2 separate regions of the Homo sapiens genome follow, and region 2 is linked to region 1. Evidence: chromatin contacts called from ENCODE Hi-C or POLR2A ChIA-PET data. All regions are on one chromosome and are shown on one strand. The core of a region is the stretch at or near the end of the contact, and the rest is flanking DNA. Distances in the headings are between cores, read along the strand shown. Region 1 holds the start of LINC02739 (long intergenic non-protein coding RNA 2739). Region 2 overlaps TCN1 (transcobalamin 1).

Evidence for each region. A loop is a pair of places that touch in the nucleus more often than their neighbours do. ChIA-PET counts read pairs that join two places held with the same protein, here RNA polymerase II (POLR2A). Pooled maps may share reads with other maps.
Region 2: a loop to region 1 is called in a pooled map, with 4 times the contacts of the local background. The contact joins the enhancer-like site here to the promoter of LINC02739 in region 1. A Hi-C loop is called at or near these places in 1 of 168 maps with a recorded cell type or tissue (PC-9) and 5 of 50 pooled maps. POLR2A ChIA-PET finds 5 or more read pairs at or near these places in 1 of 52 experiments (OCI-LY7).

What each region holds. Positions count from the first base shown.
Region 1 is chr11:59,563,026-59,570,029 of GRCh38, forward strand. LINC02739 (long intergenic non-protein coding RNA 2739) reads right to left here and starts at 3,105. Exons shown (of 5, transcript NR_187292.1): 1 at 1,990-3,105. It overlaps TRF-GAA2-1 (tRNA-Phe (anticodon GAA) 2-1), which reads right to left and starts at 3,427; the gene lies at 3,355-3,427. RefSeq lists enhancers at 2,399-2,900, 2,746-2,925, 2,901-3,400.
Region 2 is chr11:59,854,555-59,861,558 of GRCh38, forward strand. TCN1 (transcobalamin 1) reads right to left here. Exons shown (of 9, transcript NM_001062.4): 4 at 6,973-7,004; 5 at 4,523-4,713; 6 at 1,315-1,504; 7 at 98-281. Among named protein-coding and RNA genes, the nearest start is that of TCN1, 8.4 kb to the right of the region's middle. Within about 2 kb of position 3,302, at least 3 of the 41 ENCODE cell types and tissues checked have a DNase peak (open chromatin) inside an H3K27ac peak, as active enhancers do; they include PC-9, where a contact is called at or near this core.

The DNA of each region.
Region 1 (7,004 bases), core at 1,855-4,354:
AGACCAGCCTGGCCAACACGGTAAAACCCCGTCTCTACTAAAAATACAAAAATTAGCCAGGCGTGGTGGTGCACACCTGTAGTCAAGCTACTTGGGAGGCTGAGGCAGGAGAATCTCTGGAACCCAGGAGGCAGAGGTTGCAGTGAGCCCAGATGGCGCCACTGCACTCCAGTCTGGGTGACAGACCAGGACTCCCTCTCAAAAAATTAAATAAATAAATAAATAAATAAATAAATAAATAAATAAATTCAGCAGGGCAGTAAGCTGGAGACTCAGGAAGGCAGGTTTTCTATACCAAAGTTTTTTTTGTTTGTTTGTTTTTGTTTGAGATGGAGTCTTGCTCTGTTGTCCAGGCTGGAGTGGAGTGGCTCAATCTTGGCTCACTGCAACCTCCGCCTCCCAGGTTCAAGCAATTCTCCTGTCTCAGCCTCCCAAGTAGCTAGGATTACAGGCATGCGCCACCATGCCTGGCTAATTTTTGTATTTTTAACAGAGATGGGGTTTCACCATGTTGGCCAGGCTGGTCTGCAACTCCTGACCTCAGGTGATCTGCCCGTCTCGGCCTCCCAAAATGCTGGGATTACAGGCGTAAGCCACCGCGCCTGGCCTATAGCAAAGTTTTTAGGAGAATTCCTTCTTCTTCAGAAACTCCAGTCTTTGCTCTTAAAGGCTTCAGCTGATTTAATGAGGCACATTATAAAGGGTGATCTTCTTTACCTGGAGTCTACTGATTTAAACGTTAATCACATGTAAAAAATACCTTCATTGCCAGGGGCTGTGACTCATACCTGTAGTCTCAGCACTTTGAAAGGCCGAGGCAGGCAGATCGCTTGAGCTCCAGAGTTCGAGACCAGCCTGGGCAACATGGCGACACCCCGTCTCTATAAATACAAAAAATTAACCGGACGTGATGCTGCGTACCTGTGGTCCCAGCTACTAGGGAGGCTGAGGCCAAAGAATGACTTGAGGCCCAGGAGGTTGAGGCTGCAGTGAACTGTGATGGTGCCACTGCACCCCACCCCTGGGCAACAGAACAAGACCCTGTCTCAAAAGAAACAAACCAAAAACACCTTCCTAGTAACATCTAGAATGGCGTTCGACCAAACCTCATGAAAAGTTTAATTCTCTAGTCTATTAGATGATCAGTTGGGGTTTCTTCTTATTGATCACCATTGGACTTTCAAGAGCCCCTCATCAAAATACATCTTTCCACCCAAGAACTCAACGATTTTGGGGCTGAAGCCCCATATCAGCTAGCATATTGGCAAACATTAACAGAAAGAGGAGAGGGGTATAAATAGGCCTAAAAACCATATGGCTGGCTTCATTTTGCCTTTTACCACACTGCGAGTTCTTAGAATGTGACACATGGATCTCCTTCCTCTCCCTCCATGGTCCAGCCTGACTAAAAAGAAGGCACTCCCTAAGTGTGTTTTTCCATTGCCTTGCCTTGAGTGGAGTGGCTCATCTTTTTTTTTTTTTTTTTTTTTTTTTTTTTTTGAGACGGAATTTCGCTCTTGTTGTCCTGGCTGCAGTGCAATGGTGTAATCTCCGCTCACGGCAACCTCTGCCTCCTGGGTTCAAGCGATTCTCCTGCCTCAGCCTCCCGAGTAGCTGGGATGACAGGCGTGCGCCACCACGCACGGTTAATTTTGTATTTTTAGTAGAGACGGGATTTCTCCATTTTGGTCAGGCTGGTCTTGAACTCCCAACCTCAGGTGATCCGCCCGCCTCAGCCTCCCAAAGTGCTGGGATTACAGGCGTGAGCCACTATGCCCGGCTGTGGTTCATCATCTTAATGAGGCTTTCTACTGAAATTCAATCCATATCCTCCGAGTTCCACTGACCTCCGCCCCCATGCCAGACAAGCATGGACAACTCTGGAAGCCTAGAAACTGGTGGATGGCCGATTCCCGGGGTGTTTCCTAGTGATCTCTGCCAGGAGCTTCTCTGTTGGTGCTGATAACAAATTAGCCAATGGATACAAACCTGTTTTGTAAACTGCCAGGTGTTGAAGATCAAACGGTGTCCTCTGAAATTCAGTTCTTCCTGCATACAGCGTCTGGATATCTTTGCTGGGGTGGGGAAGGTGGTGCATAGGGTTCAGAGGGGTGCAAGGATATGATGTACAAGTGACTTGCAATTTGGAAAATAAAAATACAGGGTGTCCAGTTAAATCCAATTTCACAGAAACAACAAATATGTACTTTGTATATTCCATGCAATATTTGGGACATGTTTATACTAAAAAGTATTTGTTGTTTCTCTGAAATTCAAATTTTGGCCGGGTTCAGTGGCTCGTGCCTGTAATCCCAACACTTTGGGAGGCTGAGGCAGGAGGATGACCTGAGGTCAGGAGTTCGGGACCAGCCTGGCCAACATGGTGAAACCCTGTCTCTACTAAAAATACAAAAATTAGCCGGGCACCTGTAATCCCAGCTACTCCGGAGGCTGAGGCAGGAGAATCACTTGAACCCGGGAGGCGGAGGTTACAGTCAGCCGAGATCACGCCACTGCACTCCAGCATGGGAGCAAGACTCCATCTTAAAAAAAGAAAAAAGAAAAGAAAAGGAAAAAGAAAAAAAAGGAAATTAATTGGACGTCCTGTATTTGGTCTTCTAACCCTAGTGTAGATTTAAACTAGAAAGGGCTTCCGATCTCTGTCTCCCGCCCCACCTAAGAGCTGTTCTAGGGTCCTTGTTATTGTTTTTGTTTTCTTTTTTAAAGACAGAGTTTCACCGTGTTGGCCAGGCTGGTCTCGAACTCATGACCTCAAGTAATCCGTCCGCCTCGACTTCCCAAAATGCTGGGATTACAGGCGTGAGCCACCGCGCCCGGCCCCGGTCCTTGTTACGGTTTAAAAAGCTGGACAAAGCCCGTGCGCCGAACGCTTTCGAGGACTTCTTTGGCCAAGAGGGGGCCCGGGCTGTCACCATTCCCGGCAAGCCCGCGACCAAGCAGGCAGCGGAGGCGGCGCAGGCCGAGAGCTCCCGCCCCTCTGACAGTGAGAGAAGGGTCGCAGCGCCCACGGCTGCCTAGAACCCGAAAGAAGAGGAGCGGGGTGCGGGGACACAGGGTTGCTCAAGAAAGTGAGCTATGCGCAGTGCTCCGGAAGAGCTTGTCTCAAACCAGGTCCCAAGTGAGGGCAGAGGCGTAACTTCGTACTGGGCAGTTTAAAAGGTAAGACATATGTCCCCAGTATCCTCCCTCCCAGGGGAAAATGACGATAAGGTTTCCCTTAACTGCCCCAGCCCGCGTGAGAACCCACAGGGTGTTGACCCTGTTAACTGCAGAAAGACCCTGTTAACTGCAGAAATCACATGTAGTGATGACTAACGCCTAAAACGGAAGCGCTGCCGAAACCCGGGATTGAACCAGGGACCTTTAGATCTTCAGTCTAACGCTCTCCCAACTGAGCTATTTCGGCTGCCGTGGAAGACGTTTTTCTTTTTTTCTACATAATTATAATAAAATAGTATTTGTTCCGTGGTAACAAAGATCATATGGATTCAGCTAGAGGTAGGCATTTTACAAATGTTACAAAGGTGATAAGGCAAGGCCCTTGTTTACAAACTGAAGTGATAAATCACTTTTCTCAGGGTTTTTTGTTGTTGTTGTTGTTTTAAGTTCCCTGCAATTTGCTTTTTTCATTTAAAAACATATTATGGACTTTTTTCATGGCAGTTATGTAGACCTATCATACTTTTTAATCCACGTTCGCCAGTATTGGATTGTATGGTTATAACATAATCTATGTAATCAAACTGACAACTATCAGCTTTTTTACCTTTTTCTATATCTCATTATTAAAAACAATACTGCCATAAATTTTTAAAATATACTTGTTTTTCTTGTGCAAAGGCAGATTTTGCAAGGTAGATATATATAAACATTGTGATTTTTACAGATATCTTCAGATTGAAATCCAGGATATATAGAAGAGGTAAGGAAGGCCATTTGTAAAGGCTTCAAATGTAGACTTTCAATGCTACCTCCACATGAGGTAAACATAGAGTCACTGTACAGTATTTGTTAAAAGCATTGATTTGCTAAACCTAGCATTAAAAATATACCTCAATTTTTGGAATACCATCTTGGCATTTTTCATTTTTAAATATATATAGTCAAAAAAAAGAATTAAGTCAGGCTTCCCTCAAACTCTAAGAAGCAAGTTGTGGTTTAATAATATCTCTAATATGCTGATTTTATTCCTCCTCCACCTCCCATTTCATAATTTTCATCTCTTGCATTTATTCACTGAAAAATGTTTTAGCCAGATGCGGTGTCTCTGGGAGGCCAAGGCAGGCGGATCACCTGAGGTCGGGAGTTCAAGACCAGCCTGACCAACATGGAGAAACCCCGTCTCTACTAAAAATACAAAATTAGCCGGGCGTGGTGGTGCACGCCTGTAATTCCAGCTGCTCGGGAGGCTGAAGCAGGAGACTCCCTTGAACCAGGGAGGTGGAGGTTGCAGTGGGCCGAGATTGCGCCATTGCACTCCAGCCTGAGCAACAACAGCAAAACTCCGTCTCAAAAAAAAAAAAGTTTTATATAAACTCCATAAGGCTGTTAGAATAATTCAATGCTTTGTATTCACTTGCTTCATAAATAAGGAGCCAGCATGGACTCATTACAATTTGAAATAAAAGCGCCATGACCTTAGTTTAGAATTTATAAACAATAGGCTTAAAATGGAGGATGAGTATAGACTGTCATTCTCAAGAAAGATTAAGAGTACATCTGAAATGAGATGTTTGTGGCTGTCACGCCTAAACTAGGTGACTTTACAGTTTTTTCAGACTCAAGAGCCTATCATTTGTTTAGCTTAAATTTCACCCTTTTGGTTTCCCTTGGTAGTTGAAGTACGAAAAATTCTAAAATGACCCACAAAACACCCTCCCAGCCCCACAAAACCCTGCATAATCCCTGGGACTATGAAATTCATCATATTAATTTATAACCTGTTATTAGGTGATATTATATAGTACAGGTTACTCTAAAATATGTGATTATCTGGGTGAGCCTGACCAATCACTTGAGCCCTTTAAAAGCAGAGGGTTTTTTCTAGCTGGTTGCAGAAAGGAGTCAGAGACTCAAAACACAAGACTTGAAGATGGAGGGGACCATGTGGCAAAAATATACGGGCAGTCTCTAGAAGTTGAGGGTGGTTCTCAGCTGACAGCCAGCAAGGAAATTGGTCTTCAGTTCTGCAACTGCAGGAAACCTAAGTTGGCCAAGAACAAGAATGAGTTTGGAAGCAGCTTTCCCCTCAGTGCCTCCAGATGAGAACTCAAGCTGGTCAACTCCTTGATTTCAGTCTTGTGACACCCTGAGTAGAGAACCCAGTCACATCATGTGGGACTTCTCATCTACAGATGAACGGATAAACCGTGAATGGATAGAACAGGTGTTGTTTTAAGCTACTGTTTATAGTAATTAGTTATGCAGCTATGGAAAATTAATACCGTAGTATAGACTTACCATAGGCTAGGTATATTAATGACAAAGAGTGGATTTAAGTCCTTTTCCGGTCACTTACTTGCCTATGTTCTTGAGTCATTTACTTGTCTATGCTTAAGTCGGTTTCTTTTCTTTTTTCTTTTTTCTTTTTTCTTTTTGAGACAGAGTCTTGCTTTGCTGCCCAGGCTGGAGTGCAGTGGCACGATCTCGGCTCACTGCAACCTCTGCCTCCCGGATTCAAGCGATTCTCCTGCCTCAGACTCCCGAGTAGCTGGGACTACAGGCGCCCACCACCACGCCCGGCTTGCTTATTCATTTATTTATTTATTTATTTATTTATTTATTTATTTATTTATTTATTTATTGAGACGGAGTCTCGCTCTGCCACCCAGGCTGGAGTGAAGTGGCAGGATCTCAGCTCACTGCAACCTCTGCCTCCTGGGTTCAAGCGATTCTTCTGTCTCAGCCTCCCGAGCAGCTGGGACTATAGGTGTGTGCTACCACGCCCAGCTAATTTTTGTATTTTTAGTAGAGACGGGATTTCACCATATTGGCCAGGCTGGTTTCGAACTCCTGACCTCGTGATCCACCCGCCTCGGCCTCCCAATGTGCTAGGATTACAGGCATGAGCCACCGCCCCTGGCCCTGGCTAATTTTTGTATTTTGAGTAGAGATGGGGTTTTGCCACACTGGCCAGGCTGGTCTCAAACTCCTGACCTCAGGTGATCCACCCTCCTTGGCCTCCCAAAGTGCTGGGATTACAGGCATGAGCCCCTGCACCTGGTTCCAGTGTGATACACACATGCACACATACATACATATATATAATTTATATATACATATGTGTATATGTATAAAAAAATATACACACACACACACATACGTACACACATATATATGTAAAATACCTGGACCCCATCTGCAGAGATTCTGATTCAATTAGGGCTAAGGCAATTATGTGTGTGTGTGTGTGTGTGTGTGTGTGTGTGTGTGTGTGTGTGTGTGTCTAAAATTGCCCTAGCCCCTAATTGAATAGAATCTCTGCAGATGGGGTCAAGGTATTATATGTGTTTTAAGTTGGCCAGCTGATTTTATGTGCAGGCTCTCTCAGTCTCTCATTCCTCGGTTCTCACAAAAATGCCACTATGATATGTTAAGACCCATTTTCTAAAATTGCTTACTCGACTTCTGAACAGGCACATCTTACAAAGCATGTCTAAAAATGAACCTGTTGGGTGCAGTGGCTCACACCTGTAATCCCAGCACTTTGGAAGGCCGAGGTGGGAGAATTGCATGAGGCCAGGAGCTTGAGACCGTCCTGGGCAACATGGTGAGACCCCGTTTCTACAAAAAATAAAAAAATAAGCTGGGCGTAGTGGCGCACACCTGTAGTTCCAGCTACTAGAGAGGCTGAGGCAGGAGGACTGCTTAAGCCCAGGAGTTGGAGGCTGCAGTGAGCTATGATCATGCCACTACACTTCAACCTAGGCAACCCAGTGAGACCCTATCTCTAAAAAAATTAAAAATGAACCTAACTTTCCTTC
Region 2 (7,004 bases), core at 2,052-4,551, 290 kb after region 1:
ATTTTAAATATACTTTGTATTTAGGTGCAAATGCATTCTTACTGCATCTTTAGAAATGACAGCAAACATCTTAACCTTAGGTTAGGTACAGACCTACCCAAATATAGTATCATTCATTTTCTGGGCTTTCTCCATCACACTGAGGAAGACAGAACCATTTAGCACAGTGACATTGGTGAAATATGTTTCATTGATTCTCACAGAGTAATTGACGGAGATATATGATTGTGAGTCAGGAGGTGTCACAGTTATAGGCTCATCAGCGGAGATGTTGAAGTTACCTGGCAGAGACAGAAAAGCCCAGAGCAATATTCAGAAAAATAAAAATGATATTAGAGTTTGCAGACCTACTCAACCCCTATCCAAGGACTCCTTGCCTTTATGCAGACACGGATTTACTATAAGGAGCAATTATCATCACTCAAGGGGCAAATTTCTCATATAACTAAAGCAGAAACTAAGACCCAAACTCACCAGCTTGTGAATGTTGGCACTTGGCTCAACTCCCAGCTGTTTAAGCAATTCAGTTGCTCTAACTTCTGTTTCTCACAGAGGATCCTGATTTTTTTTTTCTTTTTTTGCCTTGGTACAGCATACAATAATGCTTGTCTTTTCTCCTTTTTATTGCTTAACGTTTATTGAAAACATATGAATTGCCAGGCACTATACTAATCATTTTACATGGATTGTCTCATTCAATCTTTACAAAAACCTATGTTAGGTACTGTCCTTGTTCCCAACTTTTACATTAGAAAACTGAAGCTTAGAGGTTAAACATTTTGTCCAAGTTTCCTAAACCTGTGAGTGGCTGAACCAGGAATGGACAGAGATATAAGACAATGTCTCCTTTCCTTCTACCTGGTTGCAAGGTCATTTTTTGAATAAGTAATGCATGCTACAATTTTTGAATACTGGCATATCACTTCCACACAGATGTCTCATTTCCCTAAGGGATCACTCACTGTGCAAAGTCAGAGTCACGGTACCAATACTCCATACTTTATTTAGGATGAGAATGATGCTCAGATCCTTCTATATCCAACAGTCAGAAAATACACCTTTGGAGATAGACATTATTTAATCAGGTCTGCCTTGTTAATGTTTGAACTAAGAGGGACATCTAGCACTCAGTTAAGAACAAATCCTCAGGTGACTGTAAACCCTGGTAACATGAGGAAAACTGAATTCTCTCTGGCAACTGTTATGTTTTGGAGGTTTATCTGGTCACTTTTGGTTTCAAAGGACACCTGAATCTCACATGCTTTGGGTGCTATGGTGAAAAGCGAAACAGTGTGCTCTCTTTAATGCTTATACCTGAAGCAGAGACGCAAGAAGAGTCTTTGTTAATATCCAAGAAGGTCTTTCCCATCAGGGCAGGTAAGACCTGGGCTGCAGCGTTTGGATTGCTGAATGCTCCTTGAGAAATTTCCGTGAGCACTGTATTCAGAGTTTGTTGGCAATTCCAGTCATTTTCATTATAATAGTCTGATGATACAAAGAGGGCCTAATGAGGCAGGGTGGGGTGGGGGGGTGATGAGAGATAAAGAGAGACAGAGAGAGAATATGAGACACTTCAAATAAGGGGGAAGCCTTATCTATAACTATATATGTAACTAATTCAGTATTAATTGAACATTGACTACCTAGGAAGCACCTCAGATAACTCAGTTATCTTTCTTGTTATCCAGAAGCTTATAAACTAGTTTGGGCAGGGAGGTTGGAACTGCTTAATAACACAAGCTATAATAGTTCCAATGAAGGCAGACTTTGCCACATTCATTTCTGTATCCCAGTGCTGGGAAATACCTGTCATATAGGAGACACTCAATAAATATTAACAAACTACTGTAAAAGGAGTTGCCAGAGGAATGCCCTAAGGGATGCATCTAGTGGGATGCCTCTTTCAAAAGAGGAGAGGAGCTCACAAACATTTAATGAAGCTAAAAAAAAAAAAGCTTCCTGGAGAAGGTGGTATTTGAGTTAGGCCTTGGAGAGTAGGATAGAGCACTCAAGAGGAACAACATGAACAAAGGTGTTAGGTAGGAATGGCCAGGACATGACCTGGCAATGATGACAGTATCTGCATTTTAGCAAAGTTCCTCAGGGGATTCCTCCTGGTTTAGGAGAACTGATGTATGGGGAACATTGGAGGCAACTGTGGAAAAACAGGCTGGAGAAGGAAGTTGGGCTAGACTAGTAGATGCTTGAATTTTATGATGAGATGTCTGACCTCATTTGATTGACAACGATGAGGAGGTGTCTGACATTATTTGATTGACAATGGGGAGTCTAATTGTTCATTAAACAGAAACTCTCCTGGCAGCAGAATGTAAGCTTGATTGAAGGGGCAGAATTGTGAGGTAGTAAAAGTTAGGAGGGCATTGGGGTAAGCAAGACAGGAACTAAGGTGGGTCGGACTTGAACATGCTGCTCTGTAGTTTCCCAGGGATGGACAGTTCCTGTTTTCATCTTTTCTTGGAGGTTCTTAAGCTAACCAAGTTGTCCACAAGCATTTGTGGGATATTAAGAAAAAAGAAAAACTGGTCATAGTACATTTCCTCTTAAGACACGTCAATAAATGTTATTCACATACATAACAATAAATTAAATGTTATTAATATTTAAAAATACCCAACAATGTGTTGTAGGCAATTAGCTCTTGATCCTACTGTGAATTTGTATCACCTGTAGGGCTTTTAAACCAGAGCAAGGCCCAGGCTCCACCTCTAAATTTCTGTACTACCTGGCTGGTGTGGGCCTGGGTATTAGTGTTTTCTAAGAGCTCCTTCAGGTGATTCAAATATGCAATGAAAATGGGAAAGCAGTTTATATTCAGTTCAAACTTAGTAAGGCAATCAACAACATAAATAGTAACAACAACAATACAGATAACCTTATGACTGGACCCGTGCTTACACCTCCAGCCTCCTGTTATGTTTCCCAAGGACTCTGTGCTGGTCATGCCGAACACCTTGACCTTAAAATGCCTAACATTCTTTTGTGCTTTTGGGTCTTTGTCCTCACTGTCGTCTCTCCCTTGAAAGTCCTCTAGCCCTGAGTCAGCCTGGAAAATATCTATTCATACTGATGATGCAGTAAAGTTTTTTTTTTTTCTGTAAACCTTCCTTGATCGCTTCTTATATCATCCCCTTAGAGTTTGTAAATCAATGGCTGAATGAATGCAGGAATAAAGTCTCAGACCTCAAAGAGCATATGCACGACAGTGTAGGTGCTGAGTGTGAGTTTTGAGAACAACAGCCCAGGTCCCATCCCAATCTACACCACTTTCTGGTTTTGTGAGATTAGTTAGATTACTGACACAGTTACTGTGACTCATGCTCCTAGTTTAGGAAATGGAGGTGATGGGGTAGTTTGCTCTTATCAGCGGGGGATACATTCCAAGACCTACAGTGGATGCCTGAAACCATGGATAGTACTGAGCCTTAAATATACTATGTTTTTTCCCTATACATCCACTCCTATAATAAAGTTCAGTTTATAAATTAGGCACAGTAGGAGATTAACAACAGCAATAATCAAATAGAACAATTATAATAATATATTACAGCACCATTGCTCTTGTGCTTTGGGGCCATTATTAAGTAAATACGGGTTACTTGAACACATGCACTTCAATGTTGGGACAGTTGATCTGATAACCGGCTACTAAGTGATTAACAAGCATAGACAAAGGGATGAGTCACTTCCTGGGTGGAACAGAGCGGGAAGGTGCAAGATTTTATCACACTACTCAGAATTATGCACAATTTAAAACTTATGCGTTATTTCTGAAATTTTCCATTTAATATTTTCAAGCCTCAGTTGACCTTGGGTGACTGAAACTGTGGAAAGTGAAATTGTGGATAATGGGGGGACTACTGTGTGTGTGAAAGTGTAAACTACGTGTGATAGAACAAGAAAGCAGATTGTAGTAGACTCTAGAGTTTCTTAGAGAAATTGTAGTTAGGAAAAGCTTCCTAGAAGCATTGGCTATGGGGAAGTAAAGCTGAAGATGAGAAGAGTACATGTCAGGGAGGGGAAGGGAATCGTATGAGCAAAATCAAAGTTAGTATAGGAACCGCAGAATGTATAATAAGGTCTTAGGAGGCCAATAAGAAAGGAAAAAGATACTGGCTGGGCGCAGTGGCCCACACCTGTAATCCCAGCACTTTGGGAGGCCAAGGTGAGTGGATCACCTGAGGTCAGGAGTTCGAGACCGGCCTGGCCAACATGGTGAAACTCTGTCTCTACTAAAAATAGAAAAAATTAGCCGGGCGTGGTGGTGGATGCCTGTAATCCCAGCTACTCAGGAGGCTGAGGCAGGTGTAATCCCAGCTACTCAGGAGGCTGAGGCAGGAGAATCGCTTGAACTCGGGAGGCGGAGGTCGCAGTGAGCTGAGCTCGCACCATTGCAACTCCAGCCTGGGCAACAAGAGCGAAGCTCCATCTTAAAAAAAAAAAAATACTGCTTTCTTCCAGAGAAGACTCCCTTCTCTGCCTCCTGTTTCACCCTCTGACTTACCTGCATGGCTTCTCCTGTGCTAAATGTGTTTCCAATGAGACCATTTTCTTTTTTCTCAGACAGAATCTTTTCTACCAGTGACTTTGTATAAATACTGATGTTCTTTAAACTGCCTTCATCTGCTTTGATCTGCCCATTTATTAGACTCTTCTTCACACAGGTCAGAGCCAGGACAGCCATTGCACCAGTATCTGTCAGGAAACAAAACATTGTTGATAGGCGACCAACCACCTCAGTTTGTCCTGGGCCGAGAGGTTTCCTGGGATGTGAGACTTTCAGTGCTAAAAGAAAAACAGATCTAGAAAAACTGGGATGGTTGGTCATGCTAATTGGTGAAGAAAGATTTCAAGATACAGCAATCATCTCTCCAGCACTAACCACTCAAATATTTAAAGATTTCTTCCCAATGTTCAGTTGCCATGTACTCCATAGTTCATACCTCATACTGTAGTGCGATGGGTCTCCCACTTAAGGTTACTTAAGGGAGATGCACCTCACTAGTGGCCACCATGGCCAGTTTATTTTTCCCAGTGATAATGTACTCTGGCCACCTTTAGCTCATATACTAGCATTGTATATTTTGGTACTTATGACACTGTGTCCTGTGTTGTTCAGCTATTTCTGCTATAGTTCATCTTGACTTAAAGCCAAGCTCCTGGAGGTTTAGAGAGTGGTGTCTTGTATGTGTGTGTATGTGTGTCTGCAATCATATGTAAAGAAGTACTTAACATAGGGTCAATGCTCAGCTGAACATATTTAAAAAGAAAATTCAAGATGCATGCTGAAAGAGAAAAAGGGAAGTGCCCTGCAAAGATATGTCTGCTGCCTGAACTGTCTGAAGCCCAGGCCATGGAGCCCAGCTGAGGAACAGGTGTCTTTGAGAATCCAAACATCCTGGAAAGCATCTAAGAACTTGCCAAGGAAAAGAGACCCATCACACACACATAGCAGGTAAAAAGCCAGGAAATTAGCTTAAAAGCAGTTTAGGGTGGGATGTAGCACGAATCTCTAAAGCTCTCTTGCTGCTGTCTGGAGTGTTTTTTGTTTGTTTGTTTTTTGTTTTTTGGTTTTTTTTGAGACGGAGTCTCGCTCTTGCTGCCCAGGCTGGAGTGCTGTGGTCCGATCTCCCTGCGAACTCTGCCTCCTGGGTTCTAGTGATTCTCCTGCCTCAGCCTCCTGAGTAGCTGGGATTACAGGAGTGAGCCACCACGCCCAGCTAATTTTGTATTTTTAGTAGAGACGGGGTTTCACCATGTTGGCGAGGCTGGTCTTGAACTCCCGACCTCAGGTGATCCACCCGCCTCGGCCTCCCAAAGTGCTGGGATAACAGGTGTGAGCCACTGCACCCTGCCTTTTTTTTTTTTTAAATACAATTCTGGGTTTCTTTTTTTACACATATTTTGGTCATAAAACACCTATGGATTTGTAGGTGCATACACATGGACAGTATTTCACTTTTACATCTTGGTTGCTCTCATCTTTTCCATCTTTCTCTAATCTTTTAGCCATGTTGGCTGAGGGATTGAGAAAACCTAAGAGGCTGAATCAAATAAACTGTCTTTGTAAGGCTCTCAAGGGTTTCATTAGACTGATTAGAAAATAGTACTTTACAGAGTTGTTGCCCAGTAAACCTCTTTACAAAAGAGGATGAGGCAAGAGACTGGAAGAAGGAAAGATAAGGACACGTTTTCTGGCTTGATACTTGGTGTCTCCTGTGTTCTTTAGCATGGGACCTTTCCTCTCTCATGGGAAAAGAAGTCTGAGAAATCTCACATTCTCCTTACTATCCAGAAATACTACATGGTGATTTGCTTTGAACTTCAATTTGAACTTTGAATTTGGAGAAAGATGAACTTGTATATCTGGATCCATAGAGGCTAAGCACCTATACTAACTGTCTAAAGACTTCTTTATGGATATTAAGGCTGACACAGTGGGAAATTTCTGGTTCATTTCCCAAGGTGAATATACAATCTATTGATTAAAATATTGGACTTTGTCACTGGAGAGGTGGTATTGTTCAAGACTCTCGAGGTATCCAAATTGTCCCAATAAACTAGAGAAAGAGACAGTGTTAAGATAAACGAATTCCATTGCATTTCCCTTTTCTAAAACTTACCCTTTCTAAAATATTTCATGTGGATATTCTCATGCCTTATCCTCATCTTACAAATGGAAAAATTAAGATCAAGAGTTAACATTCATTGTTTATATAACCCAAAGAAGAGCTGGAGCAGAAACCGGGTATTTCTACTATACCACACATCTAGAAAGAAGCTTAAATGCCATCCATCATCCATTCTTCTCAAAAAGAAAATTCCCTTTTGAGGGGACTAGAGCAAAGAGGGTAGAAAATAAAATCCAGGTACTTACTGGTAGAAAAACTCAAAGAGCAAGACCTACTGGTGACCATGTCCTCTGTACCAAGGGAATTGGGCTTAGTAACTCACCTACTGAGAACTGGCTACCAAAATAATAGTTT